Regions from separate parts of the Mus musculus genome. Here region 1 is linked to region 2. A link is a loop called in an ENCODE intact Hi-C map of the cell type or tissue named here. Cell type or tissue: left cerebral cortex. All regions are shown on one strand. Links, peaks and the distances in the headings refer to the core of each region. The heading gives the core; the rest is flanking DNA. Region 1 holds the start of Pak3 (p21 (RAC1) activated kinase 3). Region 2 overlaps Pak3 (p21 (RAC1) activated kinase 3).

The links. Peaks named below come from ENCODE experiments on the same cell type or tissue, not always from the same donor. Only the 100,000 strongest peaks of a DNase experiment are listed, where the experiment ranks them.
Region 1: it touches region 2 in a loop (8-fold over the local background); 6 of 42 quality-filtered maps call a loop at or near these places.

Annotation. Positions count from the first base shown.
Region 1 is chrX:143,510,796-143,525,729 of GRCm38, reverse strand. Pak3 (p21 (RAC1) activated kinase 3) reads right to left here and starts at 7,139. Exons shown (of 16, transcript NM_001195048.1): 1 at 6,967-7,139. In left cerebral cortex, for the core only: no CTCF peak of the experiment used is centred there; DNase peaks (open chromatin) are centred at 5,420, 5,922, 6,690, 7,093 and 1 more place; H3K4me3 peaks cover 2,004 bases; H3K27ac peaks cover 1,233 bases.
Region 2 is chrX:143,660,529-143,675,462 of GRCm38, reverse strand. The region is part of intron 1 of Pak3 (p21 (RAC1) activated kinase 3); the gene reads right to left. Among named protein-coding and RNA genes, the nearest start is that of Pak3, 150 kb to the right of the region's middle. In left cerebral cortex, for the core only: CTCF peaks have their summits at 7,009 (motif pointing right) and 8,268 (motif pointing left); DNase peaks (open chromatin) are centred at 9,781, 10,026, 10,714, 11,155 and 3 more places; H3K4me3 peaks cover 2,159 bases; H3K27ac peaks cover 371 bases.

The DNA.
Region 1 (14,934 bases), core at 4,048-12,047, 150 kb after region 2:
ATAGCCATTTTGAATAATAGTTTGGTAAGAGCTATTAAAATCATATATGTACAAACCAACCCTTTGAACTACCAATTTTATGGTTGTCAATCTATACAACAGAATGTTTGCAAAGTATCCTGAGATTTATATCCCATAAAGTATAGTGCACCAATATTTAACAGCATAAAAATAGGAAATAATGTAGAAATTCATCATAAAAGTTTGAATTAAAGAAATTATGTTATAATTGTATAATGGAATACTGTACGACTATTAAAAAGAACAAAGTAGCTCCTGCACACTTTCAAAAAAGTACCCAAATGTAGTTTAGTGAAAACGATGTGGATATGCACATATATTTTTAAAAAACAGCCTGCACAAATACACACAATAAATTGTGAACATGGCAGTTAATCAAGGTTTAAGAAGCAACTAACAACCTACATTGTATTTCTGTTTTTGTAATAAACATTATATGTGAAAGTCTAAGGGAAAGACTACTTAGGGGACAGGAAAAGGATGGGAAGAGATGGGAGAGAGACGTGTAAGGGTAAAGGATAAGGATGTGCATTCTCTGCCTATGTTATATTCATATTTCCAATGAGACAGGCTGTGCAAAAGTTTTTCTTTTGCTTCTTTTTTTTTAATTGAAAAAATTTATACGATGTATTTTGATCAGGATGCCCTCCCTCTCAAATCTTCCTAAGGTCTTCATCACCTCTCTCTCTCTCTCTCTCTCTCTCTCTCTCTCTCTCTCTCTCTCCCTCTCTCTCTCTCATATAAGCAATCAAAACAAGCAAACCATAATTGGAAAAAAGAATACAAAAAAACCCCACACAACCATAAACCCACAATATTGGCAAACATAATATAAGCAAAAGACCAGCAAGAACAAAACAGTGCCAAAGCAAAGCAATCTGAGACAACAAGTCTGAAGAAATACCAGAGTTCGTTTTATGTTTGCCATCTACTGCAAGGCACAGGGCCTGCCCTTCAGTATGGTGTAGAACTTCATACATGAATACTGAATCTCCATCTTCATCACCTCTGCCTTCCTGATACAACTACTCCCATGTTCACCCTTTCCCTCCAAAACTCATGTAGCCAAATTATTATTGCTACATGTATACATACATATGTATACACACCTGTATGTATATTTATGCACATACATGTACATCCCAAGGCATTTATATTTGTATGTACATGTGTTCAGAGATAACTACTTGGGATAGGATAACCTATGTAGAAGCTAATCCTTGGAGTAAACTGGTCCTACATCTCTCTGTAACAATTGATCACCTACAGGTATTCCTGCAGGAGTGGGACACTGTAGAATTTTTCTTTTCCATGTTAACGTGTCAATTGGTAATGTCATTTTGCTGGGATTGTTCAGGTAACTATACTGTTGAAATTTCATGAATACATTTTTCCTCTCAACTCTGGGGGCAATTTGGGTGTCCTGGATCTATGGTTCTGACAGTCCTTCTGTCCCTGCTTCTGGAGGGGAGGGGACATCTGCTCTAGGTTCTCAGTGGATGCTTTAAAAAAAAAATCCCAGTTTCTATACTTCTGTAGATACTAGATTTTTGTAAGACAAAGATCCCTATGAAATCTAATGAGTACCCAATTCTCACACTTTGGTTGGCTGCTTGGCTTGGTGAGTCACTAGTAGTGGAGAAAGACAGAGCAAAGTCTTGGGGTTTTTGGGGGGAGGGGCAGAGTTCACTAGATGCCTATCCCTCTGTTAATTCTGCTTTATGAGAGCCCTACCAAGCTTAGACCTAGATGTGATTCTCAAGTTTCATTGAACAAATCAACCCAAACGCCCCTGAAGCACATAAAGTGACAGTATAGTAGGTTGGCAGGATAGTTTATTCTCAACAAGTAAAGGCATTTGCCTGACAATATGAGTTCAGTCTCCAGGACCCACAAGGTAGAAGGAGAGAACCATTTCCTGCAAGTTGGTGTGTGACCTCCATATGTGTGCCCACCCCTACCCCAAATAATAAACTGTGTTTTCTTATCTATTAGGATGGCTTGTATTACTTGGTAGCTATGTGACTTGCCCTTTTTTTCACCATCCAAACATGAACCTTCCACAGATCTCCTGTTCCACGGCTCTCTCCTCCTAGTATAACATCTTCACTATGTGTCCCAGTACACGGGATAGCTTTGCTCACTTTCCAGCATCACATTGTCCTCAAGTCGAAAAGACTTCTTTTATGTATGGCTAACAGACATCTTTCCTATTGCAGCTGTAGCTTATTGCTTTCACGTGGTGAAGAACTAACTAATCATTGCACGGAAGACTCTAAAATCAATATGTCCAACAACTGTCTATCAGATTCAATCTCAAGCTGAGTTTGCTATGGTGATTATTTATTAATTCTCAAGAGGATAATAATTCCATTCTCCACTGAAGGAAGTTTGTAAAGAAAAGAATTTACAACATCAAGGTAATCAGGAAAGTTCAGTGCCCATGTAAATACTATTTTATTTGTATCTAAATTACCTTAAAGATGGCTTCCATCTTGTCAAAATGGACTCCTAAATAAATATTTAAGAGGTCTGGCTTGTAAACAGGAGTCTAGCCCTGAATGGAAACTTGAGTCACTGGAAAGGAGCTCCGCAGCCGTAAACTCTCAGAAATGACCCTTCAGAACTGTTTCTGAAAGATAATTAGTGTGAAGAATAAAAGCAACTTTCCAACCAAATTTAATTCCCACCTCCAGTGTTCTCTGGTCAGCAGGGTGTGCTCAGACTGATGAGTTTTGCTGAATCTGTTCTGATGGCAACTGCAGATCAGGAAATTAAAGGGCATAGTGAAATGTCCAGGATGTGAAAGGAAATAAGCTCAGAGAACTGACTCACAGAGGTTGAATGACGATAGGTCCTCATAGTCAAAGCACAGTAGAGAACTGAGGTCAGCTGCCCCAAGTGCAAAAGGTAAACAAGATTTGGGCCTGAATAGTCAGGAATGATTACCTGACATCTTAGCTTCCCCTTCATAATAACCTTGAGGTCATAGACAGCCTTTCTTCTAAGGAGCTCAAAATACTTTGCAAAGATATCTTAGTTGTCATCCCACCATCGCAGTCAGTGAGTCTGATGATTACTATCAGCTTCATTTTACAGGAGGAGGAGTAGGAGAAGGAGGAGGCACCATACCTGCCTGTCTACCTGCCACCAAGCTCCTAGCCTTTACAATAATAAACTAACCCTCTTGTTTGGTTGGAATCCCTGGCTTATAACTGCCCCCCAACACACACACATACATGGTCCAGTAAATTCCATTCCTCCAAATATAAAAAGGTGCCAAACATTCCTGACAGCTGTCCCAATCCCACTCATCTGATGTCACCAGCTACCCAAGCCCTTGCCCTAGATGACCATACCTTGGCACAAACCAAGTGTGTGGCAGACACATCATTTTCCTTCACCTACAATCTATAAAAACCTTCCCTGACCAAAAAAAAATGGTGCCTTTTTACAGCAATAGAACAATAACCAAGACAGAAGAGGAGGAGGAGGAGGAGGAGGAGGAGGAGGAGGAGGAGGAGGAGGAGGAGGAGGAGGAGGAGGAGGAGGGAAGAAAGTCTGATTGAGACTGGTGAAGCCAGTCAGTCAGCTCATATTTTATCCAAGTTTACCCAACAAGATACCAACTGCCTCTGAACTCAGCAGAAGAGTCTATTTGACCAGCATAGTCCTCAAATACTCTTAAGACCAACCGATCAAGTGGTAGGACTGGCTTTATAGACAAACATATACTCCTTTTTTTTTTTCTGGAGAGTCACAATATGCAGTAACCCGGTAGAATCTTTTAGAAGCTCTGGAATTACCAAACCTATGCACTTGAAGCAATAATTTCTCTAAGTTGACTACAAAACCCTCACTCTTCTTTCTTTCTCCTGCCCTCTCACTCTATCTGACCTGTGGGCACTCTGTCTTGTTTGGAACTCACATCAAGAAGGGTTGGATTAGGATTGGGTTGATCTGAGTATTAGCACAGCAGGCCTATCAGCTCCATTCCAACCCAAGCTAATGAGGCACTGGAGTACGCTCTTTTCTTAGTAGAGATACTGTCTGATACATTCTGGTATCCACAGCTAATGAGCAAAGAACCTCTATGTGACCAAAGGAGCCCAGGACACCCTTTTGTACTGCAGGGCATTGGCCAAATGGCCTAAGAAGCTGATTCTACTCCTATCTACTTCTGCTTATATTTCTTTCAAACAGAGCCTAGGGCTACAGGAGGCTTCATTTAAGGGAGGATGCATTCATGGTGCCAAGCCATATCATCAGAGTTCATACTCATCACCAGCATAATCGTGGGCCATCAGGCACTTTGAATGAAAATCATCAACCTCCAAGCTTACTTTTACTACTATTCATCAACCTATGCAATCAGCACCAATACAGTAAAACGGAAAACTCCAAATGAGCTTCTGCTGTATCTTAATTGCATGAGTATTAGAGTAGTCATTATATATCCATTTCAAAGCCAATATAGAGCACAGAAATCTTGCTCTACCGTTAATTACCAGTGACACTACTAAAAGTACCTAAAATGTAAGAGTCCCTGAAGATTCTGCCGTGATTAATTTCATACGAGCCAAATGACAAAAGATCACAGCTAATGGATTTGATATTTATTGCTATCATTTTCATATTTTCCTTTAGTGTTTATTAAACATTAACAGCATGAGGGGAAATTCCTGCATGGAAATTGGGAACTTGTTGCATAAGAAATCAAGGTAATAAAGATAGATATATCTGTCTTTATCCACTGACTATGTGAAAAAAGAAATCTGTAGAAATGCAATTTTGGTAAAAGCAAGTTCACTATAAAGATCAGATGGTGACTGCTATTATATTTAATTATTTTAAGAGTATTTGGTTGTGAGCCCTTTTGTAAAGCAACCAATTCTGCTACTTGAATGTGTCCCATTAAGGTCATTTGCATTGCAAAGCTACATTCCCATATATCAGATTTGCTTAAAGCAAAACACACTTAGATTAATAAATGAGGCAGACGTGTCTTAAGGTGGGGATGCATCAATCTGCAATACTGGCTCTTTTCAGATTCACCCTTAATCATCATTCTAATCCATGGAGACACGTTCTGAAATTGCAGAGAGTTTGACAGTAATACTTCAGATTCCCTGCAGTTTTACTTAACTATAACCTCTCTGCCTTTGCACATGCTGCTCCTTGAGCTTAGGATGTCATTCTCCACTTAGCCACCTGGTGAATTAATTCTGCAAGACTTGCTTGACTCAAATGTCACTTTCCCAGTGAAGCCTGCCTTGATCAGAACCCCCACCCCCAACCGGGCACCCCCCCTCCTCTGTGCTTCCACTGTACTCTGCCCATCCCTAGTCATCCAGTTTCCAAGCTCTAGCTTGCATAACAGCCTGCACTCCTTGAGAACTGATCTGATGTTTTATTCATTTCCATATTTCCAGTGCCTAACATTACTACTGACACATGGCAGGTATGCAATAAATGTTGGGTCCTTTGATCACAATCTTTAACTGCTTATCTGGGGGACTGGAAAAGCACATATAGAAATGGTCAAGAAACGTTAAGGAGTTTTGTTCATTTTTACGGATCTTTCTTTGATTAAAAACAAAATGGCTACACACTTTATCTTGTGTTACCAGAAAACAGAAACGACCCTGTATTGAAATTTCGCCATCAATTAATAAGTGCACTTGATTGGCTTCCTTTGCTCTAAGCGTGCAACTTTCGTCCTAGCACAACACAAACTTCCTTGCAGTAAAGACATGAGGATCCACTAATTACAAGAGGTAGGGGAGGCACTCAGGGTTCACTGTTAAGAGCATTGGAATCTTATTGGCTGAGAGAAGAGAACCTGCTTAAGAAAGTTCCGAATATTCTGTGGGTAGGGTGTAAAATGTCCACCAGGGTTTGGTCAACCTAGGTGACAATTTCTCATGCAGAATGTACTAAGTAACTGACCCAGCGTGGGGCGGGGGATTTCCATCACTTTGAAGTCATCATCACCCATTCGAATGTGGGCAAAACAGGTTGGACCTGATCAGCCTGCCTGCATGTTGCTGCAGTCTGGTTTGGCATGGGATGAGACCCAAGGACATGAAATGCCAAGAGTAGCCCAGCCCCATGGCGTAGAACACACAGGGACACACACACACACACACACACACACACACACACACACACAGAGAGAGAGAGAGAGAGAGAGAGAGAGAGAGAGAGAGAGAGAGAGAGAGAAAGAGAGAGAGAGAGAGACAGAGAGAGAGAGAGAGAGAGAGAGAGAGAGAGAGACAGAGAGAGAGAGAGACAGAGAGAGAGAGACAGAGAGAGAGAGAGAGAGAGAGAGAGAGAGAGAGAAAGAGAGTCAAATGCACCAGTCCAACTCATACAAAATTCCACACAAAATCTACACCACGTCCCTGGCACACAGTACTGCATTCCTGTATGCCCAGTCACATACAGGGAGTGCCCCCTCACATTCTCTTACTTCCCTAATGTGCAGGGGCCCACACCCCACATCACTAGAAGACAGCAGCCTAGCCAGGCTCTAGAAGCTGCTAAGGACTGGTTTTGTCCTGTGTAACAAAGCCCCAGACCCCCAGGTGCCCGGCTGGATGACTCCATCCATCTCTCCCCGCCCCCATCCCTCAGCTCCCAGAACAAGGGGAAGCTCAGCTTTGGGAAGTGGATGCTGGAAGTGGGGGCGCAAAGAAAGAGCTTTAGGGATGGGCGGGAGCAGGAGTCCGAGTAGCTTCAGTGCTCTCTCTCGCCATGAACCAAGGGAGAAGAAATGGCAAAGGGACAGAGGTGCCTCTCTACACTATCTCCCCCAATCTATTCATACAGGAACACAGAAAACTGGGAAATAATCCCCCCTTCTGCCTGCCCGGAGCTCCTCCCAGTGGCTCTGGGAGCCACCGGTGTTCCAGCAACCCGCAACAAAGCGCCCCCAGCACAGACCTGTTTCAACCTCTTTGAGGCAGGAGAGAAGGAAAGCTGCTGCCGACGATTCTGCCTTTAGCTGCTGGGCAGGAGGAGCCGGGATGCGGGGAGGAGGAACAGGAATTGGCAAGGAAGAAGGATGAGGGGATAGGCGATCACAGCAGCAGCAGTGGTAGGAGGAGGACGACGACGAGAAGGAGGAGGCTGCTTCAGTGGCAGCTGCTGAGGATGCTCTGGCTAGAGGCAGGGCTGGGTGTGCGGAGTGTGGGCTCACGTGCACCCCATGGCCCGGGGATGCACGCACGCTCCTGTGTGTGTGAGAGCATCTGGGTGTATTTTGACTGTGACTATTCCAATTCCGACCTAGCTTGGAACTTGCGGTTCCTGCAACTAGGCGGAAGTGAAACCCTCGAAGTCTCCCAAGCCTGACTGTTCCGACCTGAGGCTAAGGGAAGAGGAGACACGGGATCCCCTCTTTTAGCCTCCCCCCACCAACTCTGGTAGCTTGCATCTGCACCTGTCACTAGAATCCCTATCTATACCCAAAGAGAAAGGAAACTAAGGAAAATCACTATCACTATCATTCTGAATGTATCACAGGGCTGGATGCTGTTTGGACTACTAAGAAAATAATTTTTGTCTTCACTAGGGCAACTCATGAATTGGTTGCCCAGAACTTACCCGACATTCTACATGTTCTCCTTTCTATTGCTTTATCTCTGTGCTTGTAACCAAGGTGGGATATAATGAATCCACCTTGTAGTCCACTCTCCTAGTTAATATTACTCAGGCTTCTTTGATACCTGAATGTCACAGAATCTTCATACTGGTTTTTTTTTCCCCTGAAGAAGTGCGGTACTCATTTACATAAGAGCTAAGACTAGCTTCCTTATGAGAGCAATATTGCTTATTATGAACTCAGCTTTAGACCAATATGATTCTGTGTGCATCTCTAAAGATTAAAAAAAACAACAACAATTGTAAAAGGCAATTTTCTTTTGTGATTCAATATTTGACGAACTTCATGTTTGGAACCTTGTTTGAAAGTCACTTCTCCACTGTTTTTTAGTATTGGCCTAATAGCTTACATTCAGAGAGCACCTTGAGATTTACAAAGCACACCTTAGCCACACAACTTTCCTACAATAACATCCCTATGACATAGACAGAGAGGATGCTATCACTCCCATCTTACAAACAACAAACTGAAGCTCACCAAGATTACATAGATTTATCTAATATTACATGCTAATAGGTGGGACATCCAGAAATCTGCACATATATGAACACACAAACATACATGAACACACATAATAACAAACATTTAAAAAAATTCAAAGTCATTGGTACGGTGAGGAAAGTCGACAGTACTAACTAAAATATGATTTTTGCAAAAGCATTTTCAGTTAAGTTGATGCATCTAAGTGTACCACACACAGTAATGTATTCAATAGAGTTAAAGTATTTTAGGCCTCAATCTCCAATTCACAGGCAGAATTACTCCTTTGATTTTTCTAATAGTAGTATAAGCATAATTTGAAATGGAGTTGCAGAACAGAACTACAATAGGAAGATGATCTGCTCATGTTTCCTAAGGAAATAAGTTTAAAAGTGGTTTTCCCCACAAGCTAGACCTGTCTTTTCCCTAGGGCATGAAAATGAAAGATTGTCTGCCACCAAAAGAGGACATCTGTATCCTACATGGCAGTCTAAGAAGTTCTATGAGTGTGGATATGATGAAAAAGAAAAACGGCTACTATAATGGGGAAAGCTCACCTGGAGCCAGGCAAACTGAGCTGTAAAACAATGCAGAATGTGCCAAAACAATGATGTACTTCTCATCTGGGTATAAAAGTGTAGCAGTAAAGCAGAGTGATGGAAAGCTAAACAACTGATAGTTGTCTTTACAGAAAAGATAGGCAACAATTTCTTTAATGAGACTCCATTAAAAACAGATAAATTTATTGTTGTTTTAAGGCAGTGCTTCTCAACCTTCATAATGCCATGACCCTTTAATACAGTTCCTCATGTTGTGGTGACCCCCAACCATGAAATTATTTTTGTTGCTGCTTCATAACTATAATTTGGCTACTGTTGTGAATCATAACATCTGTGTTTTCTGGTGGTCTTAGATGACCCCTGTGAAAGAGTCATTTGATCCCCCAAAGGGATCATCACCCACATGTTGAGAACCACTGTTTTAAGACAGTTCTCACTATGTATTCCTGGCTGGCCAGAACTTACTATCGAGACCAAGCTATCCTCAAACTCAGAGACATCTGCTCCCCTTTGCCTGCCAAACTCTAGTATTAAAAGTGTGCACCACCATGTCTAAACCCAGCAGACATCTTTTATTATGAGTATTGACTCAGTACTGAGAGAACACATAATAATTTGCTTTTCTTCAGGGTAGTATCAAGTGTGGATGACATGAGAAACACATGAATAACGAGTACAGCTGATGGAATTTTTGCGATGGAGGACCGAGATCAGGACCAGACAGGGATGATGAAAAGAAAACACTTTGGGTTGTTCCATGGACACTTTGAACTAGGAATCACTATGACTGACTGGAAGGGCATACATGATAAAGACTTTAAAACAATGTACATATTTTATCCAAAGTAGTATGTTGGCATTTCTAAACAAAGTCCCATTTATCAAAAACTGAATAAAGAACTCAATTCAGACTCTATGAGAAATACCTGAATTTGATACTCCTCCAGGGACTCCCTGTTCCAGTCTAGTACTAAATAGACTATTCTTATTTCAGCCTTGCCAAGTACAAAGAGCTTGAGTCATAACAATGCTAACAGCCAATCTGTAAAATAATTGGGAAGAAAGTGAAATCCATTTCTTCTGTCTCTTCTACTTTTTCCCTGCTTACTCTATTGTTCCCACTTTCAACTTTTGGGAATCCAAGTCTTTTCAAACAGGGAAAAGGCAGGCATGGGTAATTCATTCACAACTAAATACCTATATATGCTTTTTTATTTGTTAAATTTTATTTTTCACTTATTTACCTTATATATCTCTCACCACCCGCCTCCCGGCCACCCCTCCCAGAATCCTTTCCCTACCCCACTCCCTTTCTCCTCTGAACAGGTGGGGACCCTCCTAGGTATCCCCACAACCTTCTCACTTTAAGTCTCTGTGAGGCTAGGCACTTCCTCTCCCACTGAGACCAGAAAAGGCAGCTCACCTAGAAAAACATATTCCATCCCATGTACAGGCAACAGCTTTTAGGGTAGCCACCACTCCATGATTTTTTTTTTTTCATCAAAAATCAGACCAACAATAAGAGACAAGGACAAAAATCAATAAAATGTTTCATGGAAGAAGTTTGGACATGGTGTGTGAGAAGAAAATACCTTCAAATTATAGTCAATGTCATATTCTTCATGAATAAAAGAAAACATTGGGATTCTAATTGGTGGCATAACAGAAACACAGACCAGTAAGAGATGTGAATTACTTTTTTCAGCCTCATCCCTTTGCTTTCTGGATGATCACGCAAGGGTTCATAAAGGTTTGATCTCTTTCCTAGGAGTATAGAGCTCCCAAAAATAACAGCCAGACCTTAACTAGCAAGTGCAGAGCTCTTTTCATTACACTGTGCTACTCCATCATCAACTTCTTAGAACACAATAACTGAGCCTTTTCCAAGTGTACAGGCATGACCAAAGGAATGAGAATAAAAGCAGGACAGGAAGACATGCATGGAGCTTTTCCCTAGCAGTTTCTTCTAGGGGACATTTCAAGCAAGGTCAATATGTAGAATCACTTATATGATTCCAGGAACATGAAACTGGATGTGATACTAAAAGTATAACAATAAGAATGAATCTTGCATTGACTCTTGCATTTTTAAAGAAAATCCCTGAAGTGATCAGGTTATAATAAACCTCTATTCAAAATAAATTAGAAAAGAAAATCTCAATACCTCAAGTTCCTGGTGTTGATGGCTCTGTTAATGAAGGCATCATTGTGCCTTAAAACAATTTATTCTGTTAGAATAGAGTGTAATGCATAGAAGTAGCATTATACAGGCTGAGAACGTTGTATTTATGTATTTAGAAATGTGTTTCTGTGTGGGTGTGTGTTTGTGTGTGTGTGTGTGTGTGCGCGCGCGCGCGTGCATCTGCACACATGTAGAAACAATTAATAATAAAATAGGCCATGAATTTGAAAGAGACCAAGAAAGCATATATGGGAGGATTTGGAGGAAGAAAATGAAAGAGTACAATGATGTAATTATAGTTTCAAAAAATAAAAGAAATTATTTTATAAAATAAAATACATTTGTCTTAACTTTATTTCTATTTAAGGTATAGCTAGTTATGTAATATCTAGAAGTTCACATAAGATTTATTAACTACTTTTCCTATCTCTGTGTATGTTTGAGAATTTTCAAATATAGAGGAGAATAAAGATGTGGTCCCTGTCTTCTAAAAATGTCAAGGAGCAGGGCATGTCTGTAATTCCAGGTATTTGTGAGATGGACTCAGGAAGAGCACCACTTCAAAACTAGCCCACACAATAATTTCCAGCTCAGTGTGGACTACAAAGGGATACCAGCTCTTAAGAGCTAAGGATTCAGCTTAATGGTAGAGCAATTATCTAGCATGTCTGTGCCCTGGAGTTACATCCACTGCCCCACATTAAAAGATTCTCTTCTCCCCCACCCCCCATCTCTTAGAACAACTGGAAGGAACTGAGTATTAGATTAGAGGTAGGCTTCAAGTAGTGCTGTACATATATTAACTCATATAGGTTTCAATGTGTATAGTTTTTTTTTTTTTAATATAGGTGTGGAACTCAGAAGGTCCATAATAGCCAAGACAACAAGTAACAAATGCTGGCAAGAAATCAGAGATAGTGGATCTCTAATACACTGTTGGTGGGAATGTAAATTATATGGCAAGTATGGAAAAGAGTATGGATGCCTCTCAAAAACCTAAATATAGAACTACCATATGATCCAGCATCCCCACTACTGGGTTTACATCCAAAGGAAAAGAAATCATTGTGCCAAAGAGGCATCTGCACTCCCATGCTTATTGCGGCATTATTCATAATAACCAAGATATGGAATCAACCTAGTGCCTGCTCATGTATGAATGGATAAATTAAATATAGTATGCATATACAATGGAGTATTATCCAGACATAAAAACCAATTTCTGTCATTTACACAAGTTGGAAGAGAACTGGAGGACATTGTGTTAAGTGAAATAATCTAAGAGGCAGAAGGACAGATACCACTAACATGTAGAAACTAAACAAGTTGATTTTACAGAAGGAGAGCAGAGAAAACGGTTGTCATAAGGTGACTAGGATATAGAGATAAGGAATATATAGAATATTGGTGACTATATAGAAAAACATCACTAGATAAAGGAAAACCTCCAGTGTCCTATATCATGGTACTATTACTAATAGTACTACATTGTTGATTCCAAAATAGCTAGAAGAATTCTCAGTGTTCCTAACATAAAGAAGTTAAAAACATTCCAGATGATAACCATCATATATTTTATTATTATAATAAAATGCACATTGCACAGCATAATCTGTATAATTACTATATGTCAATAAGAGTATTTTATATCTATTTTATTAATGTTGAAAAGGTTCCCTAAACAATCTCCTAAATTTTATGACTGGATAAGGACACAGAGGCCTCTTTTCCCTTCACAATTAAATGAGTTCCTTTTATGAATAAGACTTTTTTTTTCTTCAAAACTCGACTTCTTGGTAAACAAAATGAGACTCTTTTTCAAATCTATGTCTCCTTGTGAACCTCAGAACAATGAGTTGCTAGCAAGAAGAATGTCACCTCACCACGTTTTTGGAATTGATGCATGGTAAGTGTTGGTGCTCTGAGTCTTCTCTTTGAAAGTTAAAGCATGAAGGAAATGCAAAACTATTTTAGACATTTTAGAGTACACATGGTAAAACACAAATAATCCAAAAAAGCCATGCATACACACTGTGTATGTTCCAAATAAGATAAAATGGAATAAAAGTGTATGTTCCAAATAAGATAAAATGGAATAAAAAATGTAAGCAAGGGAGGAAAAAAAACTCAAGAAACAGAGTTACGTGAGGAAGAAAGGCAGACAAATCAAAGAAAGTCAGAATAAATCCAAATATATTTCTAGGATTTCTATAAAGTACAGCAAATACTTAAATTGACATGATAAGCAGGGTCAGAATAAATAAAATAACAATATCTAGTTGTAAACAGCTTACCTTAATTTATGTCTCAGTAAAAAACACAGTCGGTTTTATAGGGGGTAGAGGAAGGACTCTTAAGGGAACTTCTAGAGGATAAGGTTGCATTCCTAGCACCAATATGGTGTTGCACAACTCTTTTGTAACTCCAGTATTACAGGATTTAATGTCCTCTTCTGGCCTCCATAAGCATCACAAACATATGATTCACAAATATAATGTAGAAAAAACACCTGTCCATATAAAAATAAACTGAGTTGAACTCAATAAGGACAACAACAATAGACGTACCAAAGTGGATAGGAGAAAGACCACAGGCCTCAACCTACCTGAAGAACTACAGGCAACTAAAGAATACAAAACACCGGAGTAAAATAGTCTAATTTATACAACTAACAGATGTATGTAGATATATGCAGGTGATAATAATAAATAAATAAGAGTCCACGAATTTGAAAGAGAGCAAGGGGGTTATATGGGAGCATTTGTGGGAGTAAATGGAAGGGATAAATTGAAAAAAAATGATAATCTCAAAATAAGGAAAATAATTTTAAAATTATAATGGAGCTGAAGAGATGGTTCAGTGGGTAAAGGCACTTGCTGCCAAGCTTGGTAGCCTGAGTTCCATCTCTAAAACCCATACATATGATGGAAGAAGTAAACCTTCCTCTGATATCCCAAAACATAAATAAACAAATAAATAAATAAATAAATAAATAAATAAAATGTAAAAATAAGAGTATTAATTTTTAAAAATAAAATACGACTAAATCATAAATCAATCTAAAATACAACTGTAAGAAATCCTTATACATGTAAACTTAAAATAACATTTAGAAGACCTCTAATCAAAAATAATAAAGAAACTTTTGCATATTCACAAAGAAGAGACAGCACAATTATTGTGAGTCAAAACATATGTGTTTTGAATTAAAGTCAAGTGTAGAGGAAATAAAATTTTTCTCTAGAAGGAAAATTCAGAATCCATTAATTAAATATTTAGCTTATCAAATTAAAGAAAGACTATCAGAACAATAAATTCCCAAGAAAACAGAAATAGTGAATATGTGTAAAGCATGATTGAAACAAAAAACAAATGTATAACATCAATGAAGCCAAGATGGAGTTTCTTTGAAATAACTAACTACATCCTTACAGCAAGAGTAATCATGGAGGGGGGGCAGGTCATAGAAATGTACACTTCCAAATCTCACAATTGTTGTTACAGATGCCACAGAGACTTAAAAGATAAAGTAAGTTAGCATGAAGAAGTTAAATATACTTGAAAATGTAGATTTCAGACTGGATACACTATTAAAGGGCATAATTTTTAAGAGTGACATAAAAAATATCGGATTCAAAAAGTTCCCTAGAGGTTGTCACTGAAGCCTTCCCTGTCACTCTTTCTCAGCTGTTCATCTGAAGACATCAGTGTCACTGCCAAAAGTAACTTTCTTGCTCTTTACTGTGGCATTTGTAACAACAATTGTGAGATTTGGACATGTACATTTTTATTACCTATTCCCCCCACAAACTCTCCATGATTATTCTTGCTATAAGGATGTAGTTAGTTATTGCATGGGCTTCCACATGGTTTCTGGTGACAACACAGACCATGAACACAGTCCCTGGCCACAGTAGTAGGCTTGCAGACCCAGACTAAGACTTCAGAGGCAACCCGGACCCTGGACTTTACTACAGCTTTAGTATAAAATGTATGAGTATCAAATTATGGTAATATATAATTAA
Region 2 (14,934 bases), core at 3,695-11,694:
CTACGCCTACAGAGAAACCTCCTCTGGGGACTCGTTAGTAACAGCTGTTGAAATTTCAGCGGGGTCTACATATGTGTGGGCCGACTCACAGTAGAAACGTATGTTATCATTCAACTATCTCATTAACCTTTTCTTTCCCTTTCTTCCTCTCTTTAATGAAGCAGAGATGGATGCTATTAAAATGTATTTTTAGCATACACTTTAAGCACAGGGGTTAATTGAAAGAGGATTACACAGGGTACCCATACATCTAAGTGTGGGTACAGGTTTCTCAAAGAGAGAATTGCCTTCTATTCCTCTGTAGAATGAAGTGTTCCAGGTTAACAGAGTATTAATATATGTGGGTAGATGTGCCGTGCCTAAGTGAAGCAGATCTGCCCTTTCCATGTGTATAACCAACAACAGTTTTATATCATAAACATAAAACATAAACATAAATGTGCTATTATTCATGGCCCAGCATTAAGGAAATAGATCTTTCCCTTACCGTCTTCTGAGGAAAATAGATAACAAGTTACGGCATGATTTTCTACAAATAATCACACCACGCAAAGCTCACCACTCTCACCACTGTTGTGTGGGATTGGTTAATGTTCTCTTAGCCTATACACCACTGAGAAAGTGTGTAACTACGAAAATGTCAATTTGTGAATGCACATAAGATGTTCAGAACAATATGTCTGAAGTTGAATGTGCGGGTGGGTTGCTATCAGTACTTGTGAGTCAATGTGGATAGATGGGGGTTACTGTGCCTCTAGTGGAGAGGGAGTGCTGTTCAGTGCCAGTGTGGAGACATATATTATCAATGTACCCATAGAAGAAGCTAAGAGTGTGGAGAACTTTACTGGAGAGTATGGGACTGCTCAGGCATATAGGTCAAAATGAGTAAGTGTATCTACCAAAGAGTTTTAGTGCGAATGTGGTAGGGTGAAAAATGAATGAGTGTAAATATCAATAACTGACATGTATGGTGTTAGCGACTACTTGTGTCAGTACATGTATGTATCTGTATGAACTGACTAGTGCAATATAAATTACCCGTGCATTGTGGAACATACCAGTAAAATGCATACTAGTAACTATGAGCACTGTACATGTCATTATATGTACCCTCATATGATATATGTAACAGTGTGAGGGTACACCCATATGAGAATAGGAGAGTGGAAATGTGTGCAAGGACTAGTATGTGGTAAGTATAAGAGTGTTTGTGTGAAAACATGTAATGGCATGAATAGGTATTGTTATGTAAGAGTATACAGGAGAGTTATGTGTTCAAAAGAATGAGTGGAAATGTGTAATTTGTAATGTGTAGTTCTGAAAGTGAGAGTGCATATTTTAAAATGCATGCGTGCAAATACATGGCTATGCATTAAGTGTGTCTGTATTTATAATTTTGTATGAGTAATGAAGGAGAATATGTACATGCCAATATGCATCTCTTTGTACATATCTGTACATAGGTGATGGTGTAAAAGGAGAAATGATGACACCAGGTGAACATGACTGTATTTATAGAAAAAAATGTAATGTATAGCTATATTTCAGGTTGTGTGTCTGAAGGCATAGTATTGAACGGGGTGATTATATACCAGGGTGAAAAGGAAGTTCTTGAGTGTAATATGGGCAAAATGTCTGCCTCCATGTCTAAGTGTGAGTCTCTGGAAATATGATGTGCATATCAGTGAAAGCAGACCTGTCAGTGGGATAGAGCAGGAGAGTGTAATAGTTCAAAAGTATACAAAAGGTTGAGTGGGTGATACTGTCTATATTGCTATGCTCTTTATATACAAATAGGGTGAGGGTGTGTGTATACCTCTGTGTACCGCAGTTGTGTGTGACTGTGAGGAAAAAATGACCATATCAGTGCAAACATGCTAGATAATATAAAACTGTTGTATTGTATATGGCTATGACTATGAAAAGAAGTTTGAGTTGGGCAAGGGGAAAGGCAGGGTATATCTGGGCACAAAGTGTTTGATTTATATAAGTGTGTTAGTAAGGGTATATATTATCATATTACTTACCTGTATAATGTGAGTAGATATAAAAATGTGTGAACATATCGAGGAATATAAAACCATGAGTAGGTGGGAACATTCAAGTGGGGTAAGGTGTATGTGTTGTATCATAATAAAAATGTGAATTTTTGAATACATCTATTCAGCTGTGTGTAATAGGCTTGTAAATATGCTTATATATGAGAGAGAGGTAAGAATGATAAGTGAGGGGGAACCTGGGAAGGGACATGACTCAGTAAGTACTGAATAATATTGAAGGCTAGGAACCTCTCCAGAAAATGTCTTTCCTCCCCAGATAGACATGTTGTTCTAGTTCTAGACTTGCCGAGCTCCTCCCAACCTCTATAATGGAGATGACAAACAATGCTTATAAATTCAGAATAAGAAGCATGAACTAGTTGAGAAAAAAAAAAAAAGAACTCCTTTGCAAAGTGCCTAGCTCAGTGTTGGCAACAGTAGATAGTAAATAAAACTTCTTATTGTAGCTGGCATAGAAATCGCAGAAGAGATGCTCAGACACGCTTATTATTATTACCAGTTCTAGTTACCTTCTGTCAGTCAAAGTCTATAGAGGATCCTGGACCTCTATAGGTTTCTAGAAAGGTGAATTTCTAGAAAGTCGAATGCATCCATATCTTCAATTCCATGGCTGAAACTCTGGTGCTTTCCTTTCATGAGAGTGCATCACACAAACTCGTGCTGCTGGGATATAGTTCTACCATCTTCTAGGCCCAGGTTGTTCTCAGAGTCAAAGAGAAATGGCTTACATAGTCTTGGCTTGTTTGTCTTCTTGAAATTCTTTGGGGGTGGGAATGTTGACTTGGGCAACAGGATAGATACCTAAGCAGCCGACAAAGACACAGAGAGACTCAGGAACATCAAATCCTAACTAGCCATCTAAGCTGCAGGGTATAGTATAGAAGAGCAGGTGAAGAAGGCAACAGAGGAAGCTACTGTGATGGCCTGTGGGGCAGACAGAGAGAAGGGCAGATGACAGGCATGCACAGAGAAAGAGAGACAGGCCCCATGTGTAAAGCTGCTTATACGGGACAGTAAAGACCTGTAAGACTAAAGACATGCCCTTGGTAATCTAGTTTCTCTGTTCAGAGAAATACTCCAAGAACTCCTCAAGGAATGATGTATGATGAGAGGAAAGCAATGCATGCTACAGATAATGCCTGCTACAGACAATGCATGCTAGAGAGCTAGGGGAGGGCATCTGCCTTTGCTGCCTGGTTAGGTGGGAAGGGAGAAGGAGGGTTGCGCCAAATTTTAGTCCCAGAAGCAAGGAAGAGTGGGTTGGGTACATTTGACTAGGAAGACCAAATTAAGATTATGGGGCAGTTGGAACTACAGGATCTGATTGGAGGATGGGGCAGGATCTGATTGAAGGATTTCTGACATGTGGCTGAAATGCCACTCAGATGTCCAGAAAGGAGAAAAAGAAAATGACAGTTTGATGGGGAGCATTTTCAGGTGCTTGACATTTGCAAAGGACTTGCCAATGACTGTTATGTTGTTTCTCCTCCTCACCGCAAAATGTAGGTTAAGGCTGTCATTCGGATATTAGGGCTGGAGGAACCAAGAGACAAAGGATAGCTATAATAGACTGAACACCCCAGAAAGAAGGGTCATACTGTGAGGCCTAATGTGGGGTCTGAGTTCAGATAAGTACGCAAGCTTTATTGGATCTCAAATACCCCAATCTCCATGCCCTGAAATTCATTGCTCACCTCACATAGCCACCATTGCAGGATCTCAGCAGAGGTGAATGCGGCCTGTGAGACTGGGCTGGGCTGCCTTGAGCTCTGACTGACCCGGTGCTGTGCACACCAGTTACCACATGATGCAAAGACTCAGCTGCCCTTTCTTGGAGGAGCCTACTGAGAAAAGCATTGTGGGAAATACTAAACCCTTTCTACAGCTGCCACTACTCCCTCATCTTACCGTCATATGTGCTAGGTTCCTGCGTGCGTACACACACACACACACACACACACACACACAGAGAGAGAGAGAGAGAGAGAGAGAGAGAGAGAGAGGCAGACAGATAGAGAAACAGAGACAGAGAGAGAGACAGAGAGACAGAGAAACAGAGACAGAGAGAGGGAGGGAGAGAGAGGGTATTTCAGATAATCATTTAAGAAGACAAGTGAGTCAGAAAGGTAAGATATATAAAAACATATTGCCCCGTAAGATTTTGGAAAGAGTATTGAGCTGGGAATTAGGAGTTGAGAGTACAGATTAATAGCCTCACTATTCTGGGCCTATTTCTTATCAACTATAGAAGATCTGCTTCTCTTGTAATTTTGGACACATATTAGGCAGGGCTAAGTTAAATAAGATGCATGTGAAAAATGTCCACAACTTTCAGAATTAAGGGTAAAATTGCACTTACCAGACAGAGATGGCGCAGTCCAGTGCATAAGCTGTCAATAGAGGTAAATAGACTGAGACTGTCTAGCAACCTGCCACTACTATACAGTTTTTCACCCCTCAATTCTGAGTCCCCACCTCCATTCCAACCCCTTCAGCCACCAACCTCTTCCTTTCAGGAGGTATCTGGAGAAAGAGTCTCTCTGGCAAGGACGCGCCAAGTTTCCTACTGCCTCACAGCTGTGAAGGTTCTAAACCTCTGACCGTAATTGCAACTTTTGGCCTATCTTCAAAGAAATGTTTTCCACAGCTTGTGACAAATTTTGTCAAATACAAATGATTTGTGGTTATTTGGGGTATGATGTACCTTGTTCGCCTCACAGAGGTTTCTGTGTCTAATTGTGATGGAAATGGGCTCTCTCTCTCTCTCTCTCTCTCTCTCTCTCTCTCTCTCTCTCTCTCTCTTTCTCTGCTCTTCCCCTATCTCATTGTGGAGCTGGAATCTAGAACCATCTGAGGCAGTCACTCTTACCATGAAGCTAAACCTTCTGCCAGAGACAGGCTCTTTTTAACCCCTCTAGTTTCTGCTTTTTCCACCATCACTTGATCCTCCTCCCCTCCCCGGGGGGGGGGGGATGACCTTCCCCTTTGTAGACCTCTGAGCTCTACAACCCCTACCTAATCCCTAACATTCCCACCCATACACAAGCAACCATAGTTACCCTGCAAGGAGAGCAGCACATGCCTGCTAATTCAAACAGAGCATGTCCCAGGCTAGCACCCAGCTATTAGGGGACAAGAAAATATAGAGTTCTAACCAAAATAGCTAAAGAGAAAGGAAAATTGAAGTCTCGGGGAGCCAAGGAAAGCCCCATGATCTCCAACTACATCTCTTATGATAAAAGAACAATGCCAGACCCTGGGTCTAGATCACAACTGCCCCTAGCATCTGTAGCATTCCTGTGTATTTTCCCATAGGCTTCCTTATTAGCTTTCCAAATACCTCCCACTGCGTCACTGAGCAATGAGTCACCTCCTCTTTCTCTGCATGAGCTCACGTTCTTTGCAGGAAGGTGAGGTGACGTAGGGAGGTAAGAACTGTCAGAACTGCCGCAAGTGACAGGACATGAGGACGTCAGATGTGGCCCATTCCTGATGCCACAAGTGACAGGACATGAGGACGGTCAGATGTGGCCCATTCCTGATGCCACAAGTGACAGGACATGAGGACGGTCAGATGTGGCCCATTCCTGATGCCGCAAGTGACAGGACATGAGGACGTCAGATGTGGCCCATTCCTGATGCCACAAGTGACAGGACATGAGGACGGTCAGATGTGGCCCATTCCTGATGCCGCAAGTGACAGGACATGAGGACGTCAGATGTGGCCCATTCCTGATGCCACAAGTGACAGGACATGAGGACGGTCAGATGTGGCCCATTCCTGATGTCGAAGCAAATTCCTGGGGAAGCAGCAACTGATTGTGGGGGGAGAGAACAAAATGCCAGAGACACTGGGAAGAGGGTGCGTGCAACAGCCTGTACTAACCAAAAATCTCCATCTTTCTAAGTTTTCCTTGGATATACCTTACTTTCCCCACATATCCCCATTTGGAGCATCAAATGGTACCTTCTCGGTAGTTTGCTTTGAACCCACCAGTTGTGTAGCTTGAACCAGTGCAGAAGCAACTGGCAGGTAACCAGGTATCTACATTCCTTCCTTACTGAAAGTATCTTTTGAGTATAGCATAGTATTTTGTATATTAGCAAAAGCTGGGTCCGGTATATTTGTGCTATTTCTTGCACTGTTAAATGTGTCTGTGTATACGATGTGTCATACCTATACTATGTTGTGTTTATACTGAAACTGCATTGTATTATATGTACAATGCTGCGTTTATATCATGTCAGATATGTTTATCTTGCCGATATGCACTGTATTTCTGTAATGTGGTATATGTGTTTGGATCTCTACCATGCATGGTACAGGCATGTGTATATGCCATGTGTTTAATTTGTAGTGTGCAGCACATATAGTCTATGCCACGTTGTATGTCTGTACAGAGTGGTGAGTGATGCATAGCTGCATTATACTGTTCAATTCTACTTCCTTGCCTTCTGTCTGTAACTCATACCTCTTATTGGAAGCTGGGAGTATGGATGAACACATCTTATACATATCTAACTTCTCTTTCCTTGCCGTATTTTAGCTTTTTGCCAGAATTCCTGTCTGAGGACTAAAACTATCACCTTGGGATGCAGATCAAAGGCAGTTATGAAAATTACTCTTTCTTCCCCAGAAACATTGGCAAGTGTCTTATGTAGCACTAAATATTTCTGGACTCCTGGTTTCTTTTTCAGGCCCAAAGAAGAAGAAGAAAAAAAAAACATACAAGGGAGAAGAGAGTGGTACCCCTCCCTTTAAACCCACTCACACTGGAGAAGAATGCTCTAAAGGAGGCTGCACATCCCTGACTTACTCCTTCAGTCTTGATAGAAGGAATGTGCCTTTGCTTGCCAGGAGTGAGAGCAATGTAAGAATACTGGCACCCTTGATGGAGATCATGGGATAGCAATCAAGAGCTGAGAAAAATGTTTCCAGTGTGGTCACTAGGGGGCGATATTGTGCTGTCAGAGATAGTGGTCTGCTTAGGGTGCAGAATTCCAAAGAATTCACAAGGCTCAGATAGAGAGGAGGGAAAAGGACTCCCCCAAGAAGCCCCTCTTTTTCTTTATCTTTATCTTCATTCTAAACCACTTCTGTTTTGAGATTGCATTAGGGAGTTAAAACAGTAGTGCGGATCAGTGCCGCTCTCTCTGATCTGTCTTTATATACAAAGTAACATACAGAGCTTTTCTGGGGCTTATAGGTTGCCCAGCAAATACAGAATTGGGCTTCTCCTTTTCCACATGTTCTCCACTCACATGAAATAGAAGTGAAATCATGCAGCTAAAAGATGAAATTTGTGGGTATCTGTTTTGTATTGGCTTTCCCTAAAGTGGAAAACACACAAAATGCAAAGAGATATTAAGGGCTATTTTCTTTTGTTGCAGGAGGTCTGTACTTTAAAGGCTGTCTTAAGTACCAAGTATAAAAGGATCCACTTCCTAAAATGTTCCTGCCAGAATAGAGAACACCTGATCTAACTTCCATCTTTTGAAAGTCAAGGAAACAGGACATTCAGCCAAGAACACCTGATTTCTGGGTTTCCAAGTTCCAGGCTATCCTAGCTTTTGCCCAGCTCCCCCCCCCACACCCCACACACACAAAAATCCTTTCTCTATATCAACCGTCTTCTACCCCAGAAAACCCTGTCTTCCCCTCAGCCCCGTAAGCTTCTGGACCATTCGCCCCATGATCCAACCTCTCTGTGAAAATACATTTGACATGACTCTTCTCTCCACCAGCAAATCGTTCATTTCTTCTTAGTCTTCAAGGTCCACGTCCCCTATATTGCTTCACCCACCCACCCCCCCAGTCCCAGCTGTAGCTGTACCGTTTTACCCCCTGGTTGCATCCCCTGGGTGCAGCACAAATTGTCCAAACGTGCAGATAATTGACCAAATGTGCAAATCAGACACGGATCTATTGCATTGATTAACATTTCCAATTAAACTCCCGGTTAGACTGCTGGTGTTAGTGACTCAAGTAATCCCAAGTAAAAGCATGTGCCTTCTTACACTGCAGAGTGCTGCAGGAAGCACCACACTTCTGGGAAGAAATGGGAACACTTGACCTGGAGGTTCATTTAGTTCTCTGGCATTGCTAAATCAGATTGTAAATGTATGGCTGTTAGTTGATCTGAGGCTAGGGCTTCACACCTGAAATGGAGGACTTGGGCTCTCTATGTCGCTACGGTTACTTTTCTGCCCCCTGCTGGCAAAGCTATTTAGTGTGGATTTGGCCTGGAACTCTACCCTGGCCCTGCCAAGGGAACCACCTAGCTCTTGACAGGTGTAGGTGTGAATGTGGATGCGGGCTCGTGGGGAGCTTGGCTAAAGCTTAAGCTGAGTCCCAGATGCCTAGAAAGCAGCACTTATCCTCCAGGGTGAAGGTTTTCTGCTGTCCTTGTTGGACATAAGGTCCAGGGAGCCCTGAGAAAGATTTCTTCTGTCTCTTTGTATCTCTGTCTCTCTGTCCATGTTTCTCTCTCTCTTTCTTTCTTTTCTTCCTTCCTTCCTTCTTTCGTTCTTTCTTGTCTGTTTTTGTCCTAAACCTAACTCAGCCATGCAAAACAGTCAGACTCCTGTCTCAGATACTAGTCTCTCCTGTTCCCCCCACCCACCGTGCCCTCTGTCACCCACTATGAAAGCATTGGTTTTTTTTTGTGTTTGTTTGTTTAAGACTGCTCCCCATCACATTTCTTCTCATTCCTTTGCCTGAAGTTACTGGTTCCTGAAAATGGGTTACAAAAAGTCCCGTATAAGCCTTTATTGAACCATTGCTGACTTGACTAGCAAAACTTTTCCATTACCATTTCACCAGAGGAAATAGGACTCTTGAGCTCCTGGCATGATGCTGGCCTTTTTATCTCCACTACAGCTCTGCTTCTACCAACTCCATTAACTTCAACCTATTCACTCCGATTTCTAGATCTGATTTCTCTTGTATCAGTCATTCTCTTTGACCCTGTGCTTAGGCTTGACTTTATAATAGCAGAATCTCTAATGGCAACCCCTGCCATCTTTACTCTCATTTTCCACTTTTCTCATCTATCAAATAAATCTACTACCCAGTCTCTCCCAAACCCTCAGCAAACATGTCTTCTCTGTATACCACTTCCACCTGTAAACGGAAATGCCCACAACCTGTAGGAATGATCAGCACTCCTATGTTCCGGGGGTCTTGTGGACCATTGCTTGCACTCTCATCACAATGTGTACTTGTCTGTTGGGAGATTTAAAGAATCTGCCTCTTACATACTGAGGTCTCTCTGGATTCTGGATTACCAATAGCCAGCTTTAACCCAGCATACCTTCTAGATTCTTTTCATGTTGTGTCTTGCACGGACATAGAGGAGTATGACATTTGTATCCAGGAAAAAAAAAAAGAGGACTATTTGGCTCTCTTCCCAGATTCCAGCCTATTAATCATCCATTTACGTCCATTACCACAGTGAGCCCCTTTACTCAAAGGTGCCTGTGATTGGATGCTCAAGTGCCAAATCACACATCCTGACCAATTATAATTTTACACATGGCCCAGTGAAAACCACACTGACCTTTTATACCTGGCTCATCCTAGAACAGGGCCACAGTGCTGTCACCAACAGGAATGGACCTCCTTCTGTTCCAACACCTCAGACAGCCATACAGTTGGCCTGGATTTGAGTCTGCAAAACCATTGGGGAAGGGAGCAAAACTAACATGGCTAAGGGCTTCCCCGGTGGAAGCCACTTTTTTTTTTTTTTAAATAGCACCGCAACCACCCCCATCAGGCTTTCCAAAGCCAAGGCACGCACCCTTCCCTCTGCTTTTACAGCCCACACAGCCCAGAAACCCCAAGAATCTAGAAATGGACTCTGGAAGGTGGGAACAAACAAACAAGCAGACAGGCAAAAAACAACCCAATGGAGCCTCTGGTTATCTCCTTAGAAGAACCATCTATATCCCCCAACACCCACACTCTACCCTCAGCCACCACCTAGGGAAGCAAAGCCTGCTAGAGCCTGAATCTAAAATGTTCTGTTCACTCAGAAGTATGTCAGTCATCGTAGCAGGTCACAAACTGAGGGCAGCGTCTTCTGGGAGCTACAGGAATGGGAAGGGAGGAAGCAGCAAACCCAATGACCCCCACTCTCCAGATAAAGACAGGGGCCAAGGGGGGGGGGGGAAGATGCCAGGCTTTTCTAAGGGCCATATTGAATCCATTCAGTCCCCGCAGAAGAAGAAAAAGAAAAGGGGGAAAAAAGGTCCTCTTGTCATTACCATCCCCCCAAAGAGAAAAGGGGAGGGGGATTTTTTTTTAAAGAAAGGAAAGCTCCCTTTTAAGAAATTTGGCACTTTTCTGTTTCACTCAGGTTGTTCTGATGCAGACTTGGCCAGACTGCGGCCACACCCCCCTCCCCTTCTCTGGAGGGCTGCTGTCAACAGTATGGCTGAGGCGGGGTGGGGGGGTTCAGGGGAAGATGGTAGGAGACTTACAGTCTGACATAGCTTTCAGGGCGGATTTTGCCCCAGGCGGCCCAAACCCCAGTAAGCTAACCCTGGGCTTGGCTAAGGGAAGAAGCCCAGGTCCTTCAGGACCAGCCCGGACACACCCACTCATCTGCCTGAGCAAACCCCATGAAGCACTGTGCGCTAGGTCCCAGGGCTTGGGCAATGGAGCCACGTAGAAGAGTCAAAGCTGGGACACAGCAAGAGCAGGAGGGGGACACAAGAAAGAACATCTGCCCGGCATTCTCCCCTCCCCCGAGCTAGCTCGGTACAGTACAGAAGTCGCGGGATTTACCTGCCAAGGGTCCAGCCACCCTGCCAAGACCTTTCCAGTACCTCGGAGCACGCTGGCAGTTGGGCTGGGGAGCTGCAGCCCAGCGGCCGCAGCCGCAGCCCCGGGCCCGGCTCGCTCCCCCCACGGCTCTTCTTTCACCCAATGCACTTACTCCCAGAGGAGAAAAAGCTACAGCCCCCAGCGTAAGACCCCAGACAGTTTGCGGCCACAGCTGCCTGCCTACTGTAGAGCCCCTCTGCTCAGCAACCGCTCCCTAGCTATGCTATGACGTCACCTGGGCTCTGCACCGTACCTAGGCCAATCAGATGGTGAGCATAAAAGTAAAATCGCCCTGAGTGGGCTACTGGGGACCAATCTTTTGTTTCCAGGCAGGAAGCGCCCTAGGAGGGGGGAGAAAGTGAAGGGGGTGGAGAGAGGAGAGGGAAGGGAGATGGAAACTTCTACACTGTCAGGATTGTCTAAAGAGGAAGGTGGAGCCATTGAGAAAGACACCAGACAGGAGTGGAGAGGGAACATTTCATGCATCTTTCTGGGTTACAAACACTAGGCTTTGAGATGCGTTTCAGGCTAGGGAACCCATCTACTGGAGCAGGCTTTCTTGAGGAAATTTGGATTTGGGACACCACCTGTCAGCCTAGCAGGTTACATAGACAAGTACGAGGGTGTGTGTGGTGGGGAGTATGTGGCGGTGAAATTAAGAAAGGTAGCAATTTAAGCAGGATAAAAAACAGTCTTCTGTACATGAAATATACATTTCAAAACAGGTGGCATTATGCAAAAAGGAATAATTATTCTTCCAATTGAGTACATTGATTTCACACAAATCCCCTTGCTGTCTTTTCCCTAAAACCTTTACTGATTTATCCTGTCTTTATGAGAAGCTTCAAATATTTACAGGTGTCCTAAGCCATTTAAAATCTACCCCTGAAAAGCATCACTTCCTCCCAAATCCATACTCCCTAGAATTTTGGCAGATCATACAAATTATGTCAAATCTCTCCAATGAAACAATAGGCTGCACAATATATGTATGTTTGAACTACAATGATGTAAAAATTGCCTCCCAACACAGAAGGGAGGGAGCATAAAATTGTAATGGTTAGGTTAATGTCCTGGGATTATAGGTTATTTTGTTCTCTACTTTTAAACTTTTTGTAAATAAAGATAAGTGTATCCTTGTAAAAGTGAATAGCCAAAATGAATAGTGACTCTTTCTGCTGCCCCTTTAATTTTCTCAACACTGCATAAGAACCAACATTCATTTCTTCCCAATTACCACACAATGCATTTTAACACCTAAACTGAATTTCACCTTTTTCCAAATCCTCTGACGAAGAGCCACACAAATGATCTCTTGATTCACAAGAGATAATCACTCAGATAGCTGGGAAAGTCGAGGTGGGGGTGAGAATGAATTCATTTTGAATAACATCAGGAACAGAAAGGGAACAATGATCAACCTCAGACAAAATAGGGAAAAGGATGATAGAGACACAATAAGCGACATGATCCAAACAGGTCTTATGGATGACTTTGCAACATTTTCCTTCAATAAAAAATTACATATTTACACATATGTCAGTATTGTATAAAGACTGTCGAAAGTAGTAGAACAGGGATTTATATTTAAATCTAAGTACAAAGTTCCTGGATTTTCTAATATGCTGGAGTGTATGCTTAATGAAAAATAAGCATGGTATTAATGGCTATGAAAATATGCACTGGCTTTATAAGGTAAGCCTTGTTTTAAAACAAGGTATTTAAAAATAGCCTTTAAAACCCATCCCGGTGGTTACCTTCTAATGCAACGCAGACTCTCTCTCCCATTCTTGATTAATAGGTTGAAATCAGAATGGTTCTGCTTACAATGACTTTGCAGATATCTTTTTAATTAACTTTTGGGTTAAAACAGTAACTACATCCCATTGATTTTTTTCTTTTTTACACATAATGGTGGAAGTAATCTAAGTAATACTGATCTAAATGTCATTTACTTAATGGTAATGTATCTTATTTGTAAATTGCATTTATGTTGGGTTCTTTCAAACTAAAATACTTTTTAAAAAAAAAAGGAAGCATAACAGGATTTTCCTGGTAATGATTCAATGGGGTATTGATTTAAATTGTAATTAAAAGGTATTTGATTTCACTCTAATCCTCACATATACCTCAGCTATAACTCGGAGCTATTTATGCAGTCACTTCACGTGGTTATTTCAACATTTCATGTGTGTATTTCTTCTCTCCCCAGTGATTACAGAAACTAAGTGTGGGAAGGGGCAAAATCCTATTAGGTTCTTGACAAATGGAAGTCTAGTAATGCCATTCAAACAACTAACTAACTAACTAACTCCCACAGTCTTCTTCTCCCTTGCATACAAGTGCCTCTGGTTTAAGGATACATCCTTACTTGGGATGTGTATCATATTTCTCAGGTTACAAACCTTCTTTGTATCTCACCACTAAATTCTCACAATACCCACAACAGTGTACCTCAGCAAGCATTATGATCTGAAATTTCATCGAATGAACAGTGGAGTTCCAGGGCTTTGAAGTCACCAGCACATTGCGTCATAGAAATACATGGTCATACAAACCAGGCTTCCTTCTCTATCTTCTAGGTCCTTTGTATCATACTATAAGGCAATTTATGAGTATATTTAAGGGATAAGTAAGAACGTTGTTTTCTTTTTTCTTTTTTTCTCTTCTTTTCTTTTTTCTTTTCTTTTTTTTTTTTTTTTTTGTCCTTGTGGTACCAAATGAGATGTGCCATCAGCAAAGACTAATGTCATTCAAAATTTCCCTTTTGAGTTTGTGTTTCTGTGTTAGTTCCTAGCACCCAAACCACATCTATGACTTACAAGTCTATAATTTAGAAGAGAAGAGAGATATCCAAAGTGGGACTTTTATAATATAAGTAAATTAAAGTTAGTGTCTTCATTCCAGTCAAATCGTAAACTAAGGAAATATTGCACACTCTCATATAGCATACCATTAATGGGACTAAGAAGTGAGTAAGATTTTATCAAATTAAAAAATGTATATATCATTTTATCTAGCAATCCTAAGTCGAGGAAGATGTTTATAGATATCTTCATGACAGCATACCAAGATATATGCTCAAGAATATTCATTGTTTAATCTAATGTAAGAGTGTGAATATCATACAAATGATAGCCTAAATATCCCTCAGATAAAAACAATCATGTGGAGTCCCATATGCTAAAATAAGAGCACACCTTGACACATTTTTAGGTGTAAAAAGCAATTGCAAGACAATAATGTACGCTATAATTTTATATTTGTTAAAAATTGTGTGTGTATGTGTGCTTATACTGAAATTACAGACCGCAAAAATCAGCAAACCACTGAAAGAGTGCTCATGAGAATAAATGCTGTAAATTATGACCTACAAGTATGTGTGTTTTCTTTATATAGACAATGTCAAACTTACAATGGTGCATCTGTTTTTTTGTTTTGTTTTGTTTCGTTTTACTTTACCATGATGCAAAAATGACGTGCATTCCATATAAGCTTTACTTCGCATTTATGGATTAAGATGCTCTCTTAGAATGGTAGGCAGCAGCAGCTGGCCAGAGGCTCCTCCCACCCCCAAGTTAGTAACACAATCCCAATGAGAAGTAATCCATTCTTTTCGGTATACTGAGTTAAGTTAAAATGGTTCGTTAAAAATTGCAAGTTCCAATGGTTTTATTGATGTTACTGTATACAAAGGAAAACAAGCATCTGTGCAGTTTGAATGCCCTTTATTTTCATTTTCATTAAGACAGACACTCAAAAGCTAAGGGTAGCTCCGAACTCACCATGTAGCTGAAGAGGACTTTGAGCTCCTTATTCTCTGCTTCCACTTTCCCAGTACTGGGATGACAAGCCTGTGTTAACATGGCTAGCTTTGTTTGCAAGAATTTAAATAATAACTATATACTCTATTTTGCTTGTAAAAATCAGAATTAGAATCAAAAATATAATTCAGGAGAGTGCTTAAAACAAAACCAACCAGCACCTTAACTATCTTGAAAGCTATCTGAATGCCAGGCCAGTGGTTCAAGTAGGGCAAAGATATGG